Regions from separate parts of the Homo sapiens genome. Here all the other regions are linked to region 1. Evidence: chromatin contacts called from ENCODE Hi-C or POLR2A ChIA-PET data. All regions are on one chromosome and are shown on one strand. Each heading gives the region's core, a stretch centred on a gene start or an enhancer-like site at or near the end of the contact. The rest is flanking DNA. Distances are from core to core; before and after follow the strand shown. Region 1 overlaps PALM2AKAP2 (PALM2 and AKAP2 fusion). Region 2 overlaps PALM2AKAP2 (PALM2 and AKAP2 fusion). Region 3 overlaps PTPN3 (protein tyrosine phosphatase non-receptor type 3).

What was found. Hi-C counts contacts between places; a loop is a spot of excess contacts on that map. ChIA-PET counts read pairs that join two places held with the same protein, here RNA polymerase II (POLR2A). Pooled maps may share reads with other maps.
Region 2: a pooled map shows a loop between it and region 1 (3-fold over the local background). The contact joins two enhancer-like sites. A Hi-C loop is called at or near these places in 4 of 50 pooled maps. POLR2A ChIA-PET finds 5 or more read pairs at or near these places in 3 of 52 experiments (AG04450 and activated T-cell).
Region 3: a loop to region 1 is called in a pooled map, with 5 times the contacts of the local background. The contact joins two enhancer-like sites. A Hi-C loop is called at or near these places in 2 of 37 single-sample maps with no recorded cell type and 8 of 50 pooled maps.

Annotation. Positions count from the first base shown.
Region 1 is chr9:109,886,551-109,889,250 of GRCh38, forward strand. The region is part of intron 3 of PALM2AKAP2 (PALM2 and AKAP2 fusion); the gene reads left to right. Among named protein-coding and RNA genes, the nearest start is that of PALM2AKAP2, 110 kb to the left of the region's middle. Within about 2 kb of position 1,446, at least 7 of the 41 ENCODE cell types and tissues checked have a DNase peak (open chromatin) inside an H3K27ac peak, as active enhancers do.
Region 2 is chr9:110,171,166-110,173,865 of GRCh38, forward strand. PALM2AKAP2 (PALM2 and AKAP2 fusion) reads left to right here. Exons shown (of 11, transcript NM_007203.5): 11 at 1-1,347. Among named protein-coding and RNA genes, the nearest start is that of C9orf152, 36 kb to the right of the region's middle. Within about 2 kb of position 1,451, at least 3 of the 41 ENCODE cell types and tissues checked have a DNase peak (open chromatin) inside an H3K27ac peak, as active enhancers do.
Region 3 is chr9:109,409,961-109,412,660 of GRCh38, forward strand. It overlaps PTPN3 (protein tyrosine phosphatase non-receptor type 3), which reads right to left. Exons shown (of 26, transcript NM_002829.4): 15 at 269-455; 16 at 39-116. Among named protein-coding and RNA genes, the nearest start is that of PTPN3, 87 kb to the right of the region's middle. RefSeq lists enhancers at 1,255-1,374, 1,895-1,994. Within about 2 kb of position 1,256, at least 2 of the 41 ENCODE cell types and tissues checked have a DNase peak (open chromatin) inside an H3K27ac peak, as active enhancers do.

The DNA of each region.
Region 1 (2,700 bases), core at 196-2,695:
ATGAAAATGGGATGAGCTGTCACAAAGCCAGGATGTTAATTCTAGCTCTGCTGATCATTTGCTGTGTGACCTTGGGCAAGTCTTTTGCTCTCTTCAGTCTCAGTTTCCTCATATCTTCAGTGAGCCATCTCTCGGGATCTTCCAGCTCTGGTATTCTGAGTTTCTCTAATTTGAGGAGTTGGTTAGAGATCTCTTTTCTCAACAGTGTACCTGTTCCGAGAAATGTTACTGTTATAGAAGGAAGTGGTTTTGGAAACGGGTCAGAGTGGAGGAAAGAGGTTGAGTTCTCAAAAAACTAAAGGCTAGGTATAAGTAACTGATTCATCACAGAGATGACTAATTCATCAGAACAGCTGTCTGTTCTAAAATATGTCACATCAAATATTCATTGAATAAAATATTGAAGTCTCAACTGCTAACCTAGAGAGAGCCAAGCAGCTTTTAAAAAATCAGGATAGAAGTGTACTTTTCATTTCCACATTGGACCTGTGATTCTCTGAGTACCTGTGTGGGTCTCTGGTAAATACCAGAATTCACTTAATTTTCCATATTGTTAGGAGGCTCAAAGCCAAAGGCGTAGAGACATTAGGCATAAGCATATGTATCTTATTAAGCATCTGTATGTTATGTTGTGGGGTTTGGCAACCAAGAAGATGACAGTTACTTACAACTGTTCTAGAAAAGGCAACCACTGAAACATTCATTGAAATCACAAAGGACACTTGCTTGAGATTCATTGTGTTCTTCACATTTGCTATTTTTAACTCCATGATTCACTGTTCTTTTGAGCAGGGAGGGGAACACTCCACAGTGGCATTCCACATCTGTGCACTTCCAGCCGGGGTCCCCACCCCACGTTCAGCCACATTTGCAGCCCAATTATTGTTTCCATTCTTTTGTTTCCTTCCAAAATAAAACTATATATGCTATGTATACAGTAAACTATATAGTAGTGTCTCTATATTGTGTAATATTTCCTGTTTTGTCACTCCCTTCTGGGTAGCGGCCTAGCTTTTCTGCCTCCATTTAATTCATTAATTTTCTAATTTAAGCCTTGTAATACTCCCATGAGGTAGTGATGATGATGATGATGATGAAGAGAGAAGAGAAGCACAGGAGGTGAAGTAACTTGCTGCCCCCCCCTAAAAAAATTCAATGGAAGGACATACAAGATGAATGAAAAATAATTTTAAAAAAGTGAAAGAGCAAGTATTTGAACTCAACTCTGCCTAATTCTAAAGCATGTTCTCAAAAATCCCAACAGAAGTTGTTATTTTAAGCTAAATTTTTTTGAGACCTCTGATATTGAGTGAAATTACACTAACGTGCACCTCGTGATGTAGGAGGAGGGACAGGTAATGTGATTCTCCCTCCTCAACCTCCACACATGCTTCTTCAGAAGGCGGTGCATCAGACGCACCATGACTCTGGAGGTGCCGGTCTTCAGCCTATTGTGGGTGGTCATCATGATGGTGAGACTGCCCCCTTCAGGTTCTTTCATGAAGTGCAGGTTTCATTTTGGGCTTGGCTCCTTTCTGTCTCTTTTGGAAGCCCTTTGTTCCTGATTGCACTTTCTAGCCTGTGTACAGTCTAAACCTCTGCGGGAAACAGTGTGTGCTTCTGAAAAGGGCTCCAGCATAGCAAACTCACTAGAAAGCCGGACCTCAGAGCTTGACCAAACTTGGCTGGAGTCCTAGTTCTGTATTTACAAGTTGTTTGATCTTGGACAAGCCATGTAAACTCTCTGGACTTAAGTGTCCTCGCCTGTACATTGGGGAAAACTATACCCACCTTGCAGTGCTGTTGTAATGTGTAGAGGTCAGGTGTGTTTGTGAAGTGCCAAGAACAGCAGGTTGTCAGTAAGAATAGTGCTGTTGGCTGGGCACTGTGGCTCATGCCTGTAATCCCAGCACTTTGGGAGGCTGAGACAGATGGATCACCTGAGGTCAGGAGTCCGAGACCAGCCTGGCCAACATGGTGAAACCTCTTCTCTACTAAAAATACAAAAAATTAGCCAGGCGTGGTTGCAGGCGCTTGTAATCCCAGCTACTCAGGAGGCTGAGGCAGGAAAATCACTTGAACCCAGGAGGCGGAGGTTGCAGTGAGCCGAGATCGCACCATTGCACTCCAGCCTGGGCATCAAGAGCAAAATTTTGCCTCCAAAAAAAAAAAAAAAAAAAAAGAATAGTGCTGTTCTTATTGTTGTTTCTTCCATCCCCCTACAGCAGAGTTTCTTAACAGCTGTGCTATTGACATTTAGGGCTGGATAGTTATTTGTTGTGAGTGGCTGTCTTGAGTATTGCAAGATGTTTAGTAGCATCCCTGGCCTCTACCTAGTGGCTTCCAGGGGCACCATTGCCCTTTCCCAGTCATGATAATAAAACATGTCTCCAGACATTGCTGAATGTTGCCTTGGGGGACAAAATCTCTCCAAGTTGAGAACTACTGCTCAAAAGCCTGGCATTATGTGTATTGATACTAAGATGAGAATCTCACCACCGAGTAGTTCCAGAATACAGAACCCTAAAAAGATTTATGAAGATAACATTAGTGATTCTCAGTGCAAAATGACAAAGTGTTTCAGTTACTTGAAAATAAAAGGCTTCTCTTATGCACTGAGCCATGAAAGTCTGTTCAGAGTTAAAAAGAAATAGTTGCTTTTTTGGTTTTTGCATTCAGTATTGTGCTGCTTTTGCAAAG
Region 2 (2,700 bases), core at 201-2,700, 280 kb after region 1:
GCTAAGAGAAAAGCTTAAGAGGCCACACTATTCGCGGAATGGCTTTAGAGGCAGATGAAGTGGTCTTTGACCACAGTTGATTGAACCAGAGCACTTATTGCTTAAAGAATAACAGAGTTCTAGAGCTGGGGGTTCTTGGGCCATGCTCCGTGTGTGGATAAGGAAAGAAATACTGTTTCTGGGACTCTCCCACAGTCACAAAGCTGTTTTCACTGTGGCCCCTACATCTCTTAACTTTTGCTATTACTCCTATGCTGCCTTCCGGATTACTGCTGTCTATCTTCTTGCTCCACTCACTGAAGATCCTATTATAATCCCATGAAAATGTAAATTACAGTTTACTTGGGAGAGCCAGATTTTCTCTGTGCTCTTGAGTTTTTTATTCATTCAAGAAACCTTGGGCCACCGCTTTGTACATAGCACCGTGCTAGGCTCTGGGATCCCAAATGGACCCTTTTAACTTTCTGAAGATGGGACCGTCCCCTGGAGGAAAGTCATTCCTGCCTAATCCATCGAGAGAAAGAGGCTTACGAAAAACTTTGCCTCTGATGCTCAGCCCCACCCCCAAATAGCACACAAGCTTGTTAACCCCACCTCTTACAAAATGTTTAGATTCTGTAGGTGTTAAAAGCCTTTCTGGAAGTATTGCATTCTGCCGTGTTTATAGGTGTTCACTTTCCTCCAGAGCTGATTAACTACTGACATGACTTGGCTTTCTCATCCAGAAATTATGGAAACAGGGTCTGTCAGTGGCAGGAGGCCGTGCTGTGTTTTACTTGGATGACACAATGCAGTTTACTTGCCTCTTCATACCCATGCATGCTGCTCACCCTAGACAATGACATATAAGCCGTATATAGATCAATGTCCACATATATATACACACACACATATATATATATAAAGTGTAACAAGGAACACTAAAACAGTGTTGATTCTTGTCTCTGAAGACAAATAATTAAACCTTTTTTTTCCCAACTAAAGAATGGATTTAATTAAACTATGTATTGAAAAAAAAGTAGCCTAAGTGTTAGAGATGGTGAATATATTCCATTTTAGTTAAAGAACAAATTTCCTGAATTTTAAGCATTCAGTGAGCTGCCAATTTTGATTTTGTGTTGCTCTTTACCCAAATTATTTTTTCTTTGTTTTTCTTTTTTTGGGGGAGGAGGGGAAAAAAGCAGCAATACTGTGTTTGGAAATTATACTCTGTATCTGGTTTTCCTGTGTATGTTAACCACTTAAATGTTATTATCCTGCTTTGGTTTTAGAGTGATTGTGAGGCATTCAATGCAAGTATACAGTTATTTTCTCATTAAAATCCAATGTGTGTTGAGTTTTTATAAATAATGGCTGCTTGTTTGACCGTGAGGGAGGTTGGAAGACTGGGCCAAACAGTGGCACGCCAGCGTCCTACTTGGCCGCTACTGTGTGACAGCTTCTGGTTCCTCATGTTTGCAACAAAGGAATCAATCCGAGCTGAGGGGGCACTGCTGCACCAGGCTGTTCCCACAGCCCCCTTTTCAATGCTGTCCCCAGCCACCCTGGCTAGATGCCAGAAGCTGCAAGTGCCTCTTAAGGACATAGACTCGAAGCCACAGCAAGAGCTGGACAAACAGCAGGACGAACGGTAAACTCCAGCCTTGCCTGTAGCTTTTGGCTCTAACCTTTAGAATACATTATGAGCACCGGCCGGGCGCGGTCGCTCACGCCTGTAATCCCAGCACTTTGGGAGGCCGAGACGGGCGGATCACGAGGTCAGGAGATCGAGACCATCTTGGCTAACACGGTGAAACCCCGTCTCTACTAAAAATACAAAAAATTAGCCGGGTGCGGTGGCGGGCTCCTGTAGTCCCAGCTGCTCGAGAGGCTGAGGCAGGAGAATGGCGTGAACCCGGGAGGCGGAGCTTGCAGTGAGCCGAGATCGCACCACTGCACTCCAGCCTGGGGGACAGAGCCAGACTCCGTCTCAAAAAAAAAAAAAAAAAAAAAAAAAACCACATTCTAAGCACCTGTATTTGGCTCTCCTCTGCAAGGAATAGCTGATGGCTACATGTTGACATGAAGGACTCCTTTTGTTGTATTCAACATAAAGCCCCTTTCCCCAAACTCTTACTCTGGTTTCTTTATTTTCCTACTCTTCGACTACCCCCAACTCTTTTTCTTTTTCTTTTTCTTTTCTTTCTTTTTTTCTTTTTTCTTTTTTTTTCTTTTTTTTTTTTTTTTGCTAGAGCTTTATTGTGGTATAATTTACTTAACAAAATTTATTCATTTCAAGAGCATGCGAAGACCACAAGTTTCTCAGGAAGCGTCCTCCCTTCTACTTCCTCCCTCCCGCTTCAGTCTCCGGCTGCTCCATCCCATCACCGAGCCCTGGGCCCCTGACCCCTGACCATCAGTTTTCCTAGTCTTTCCCTCGGCCCCTCCTCTTCCTGGTACTTCCTTTCCAGCTGCCTTTTTCTCTCTCTCCGCATTTGTAACTCTTCCAGCCTTTTTCTCCCCAGGATTTCCAACCATATCTTCCTGTTCTGAGCATCTGGGGGTGTTCTGTGGCACCTGTCAGGGGTGATATCTTTCAACCTCTAAGTGGTGAGAGTTCTGAATTTGGAAGTGGGGGCACCCCTTTAAAAATTTGATCAAAGTCTAGTAACAGTGGATAACACTTGTGAATGTCACTGAGAATGTGACAGGCACTCCAGG
Region 3 (2,700 bases), core at 6-2,505, 480 kb before region 1:
TCCCAGCACAAAACTTCCTTTATAAATACACAACATACCTTAAGATTAAATCCAAATTTTCCATCTTCATCTGGTGTGATACGGATCAAGACTAAGTAGCTGTCACCATTATCATTCTGGAAAACGGTTTGAAAGTGGTCATTTGCATCACATCTCTCTCCAGCAGTTGGTGATAAGATATTTTCATTTAGTTAGAGCTACTCAGCTGCCCACAAGAGGCCGGGAAGCCCTGGGTGTGTGGATCACCCGGCTGCCTGCGCTCGCTCACCTTGTCACAGTAGTACTGGCTGGCGTCCTCGGTGGAGCCCCCTTTGGTCACCCTGTGGAAGTCATCTAAGAGCTGCTGATCAACGCCGTCAGGTGAGCAGGAGCCTGGAGCATTTGAAGATGGAGACACAGAACTGGATGACTTCTGGGTCAGGTAGCTTTGTGCCGGATTGTTCTCGGATAAACTCCTTCATCATGGGGAAGGAGGAGATATTAATAACTGGGTTAATATTTTATTAGAGCAAACACTACTGACTGTAGGGGCCTGGCAGCTGGGGGCTGTATGTTTCCCTGGAACCTCAGCTGCATAGGTTGTCAGCGGGATTTGAGTACACCCAGGGCCCACTGACCACCCCTGACCGCATCTGGCCTAGACACTGTCACATGGTTTTGGGGAAAAGGGATAGGAGGCAGGGTGGATCTGGAAACTGCTGAAAACTTTGCTCCCTTCCCCGCTGCTTTAGAAGGGTGACAGGGAAATGTGTCCAGCTCCTCTGGTGGTTTCATTACTGAACCAGGCTCTGCCAGGCAAGCTCATGCAGATGCACAGCCCATCCCTTCTGAAAGCTTTTTTCCTTCTGTCTCACTTCTGCGGATGGTTCTGCTTCATAGGACTCTTGCCTCCTCAAAGGAAACAGGACTGTTGTTGTTGTGCGTTCAGGAGAATTTATATTATTCCTAGTTGGCATGATTTGCCTGTGACATCCATGAACTGCCACGCTGAGATCTTGTTACATTTTCCTCTATCGAATATAGTTTCTTCTGTATCGTGGAGCTGCACTGTCTAGTATGGTAGCCACTAGTTATATGTGGCTACTTAAATTTAAATAAATTAAGACAAGAAACCAGCCATACTTCACATGCTCACTAGCCATATGCGGCCAGTGGCTCCCGTATGAGACAGTGCAGTCAGAGAACATTTCACCACGGCAGGAAGTCCTGCTGGACAGCGCTGTCTTAGAGAGTTACAGATGATGAAAACGGAACAGAACTTTGTGGTCATTTGTTCTAACTCCCAGTTCACAGATGAAGAAGCTGAGGTCAGGAGAGGCTGAGTAACTTGCCCAGGGTCACATGGCTTTCCCCCGGCTTAGCAGACAGAAACCTGACCGATGTGCGTCCTAAGCCTTTCTTCCCTCTCCAGACCATGCAGAGCCCACTTCCAAGACCCCTATTTCTAACCCCTCAGAGTCACAGGGATTAACCATCCCTGCTGTCACTGTACAGGACAGGACCCTTGAGTCTCTGCATCACCCACACCAGCCCCTTCCGGAGCCACAGGCCCAGCACAGACACCTTACAGAGCTGATGACTATGGGGCTCTCCTACATTCTAAGACTCTGCCCCACCCTAACCTCATCCAAAGTGAAGTGAGGGGAGAAGCGCAGAGACCAAGTCATTCAGTGAAACCCAGACAAAAGACAGCTGCTACTGCCTCTTTCTTGACCTTCATTTCAAGCCCTTATCCATGGATTTTTTATGAAATTGGTGCTTCTCTTTCTCCTAGTGAGTTTAAATGAGCCTAATTTAAATATAAAATCTGTATCATAGTCACACAGAATGATTCATAATCACAATCTATTTGAATAAAATATTCAGTGACAGACCAATGGAGAAACACAGCGATACAGTAGGACAAGAGTCTGGCCTTATGGTGTCCAAGTGGCTGGTTGGGGGTAGGGTGTTATGGATGGGAAGGCATTTCAGAGACAGAGTATTTTGGAATTGAAGTTGTATACAAGTTTTCAGATTGAAAAAGCATGACTTTCACTTACGTAAAAGGAAGCTTTACAAAATTCCCCCCAAATACGGCATCTTTGCTGGGTTTCACTGTTTACAAGAGCATCACCCAGTGGCAGAAAGGGCAACTGCTTGGCAGTTACAAAACAAGTTAAAATGGTATTTCCAGTTCTCGTTCTGTCTGTCTCTGTCTCTGTCTCTACCTCTGTCTCCCTCTCTCTCCCTCCCTGCACCCCCCCAATCCATTTTTTTTTCTTTTGAGGTAGGGTAAAGCTCTGTTGCCCAGGCTGGAGTGCCATTACATGACCACAGCTCACTGCAGCCTCGATTTCCTGACTCAAGAGATCTTCCTATCTTGGTCTCTTGAGTAGCTGGGACCACAGGCATTCGCCATGTCCAACTAATTTTAATTTTTTTTTTTTTTTGAGTCAAAGTCTCGCTCTGTTGCTAGGCTGGAATGCAGTGGTGCAATCTCGGCTCACTGCAACCTCCGCCTCCCGGGTTCAAATGATTCTCCAACCTCAGCCTCCTGAGTAACTGGGACTACAGGTGCCCGCCACCACACCCGGCTAATTTTTTATATTTTTAGTAGAGACAGGGTTTCACCATGTTGGCCAAGATAGTCTCGATCTCTTGACCTCGTGATCCACCTGCCTCGGCCTCCCAAAGTGCTGGGATTACAGGTGTGAGCCA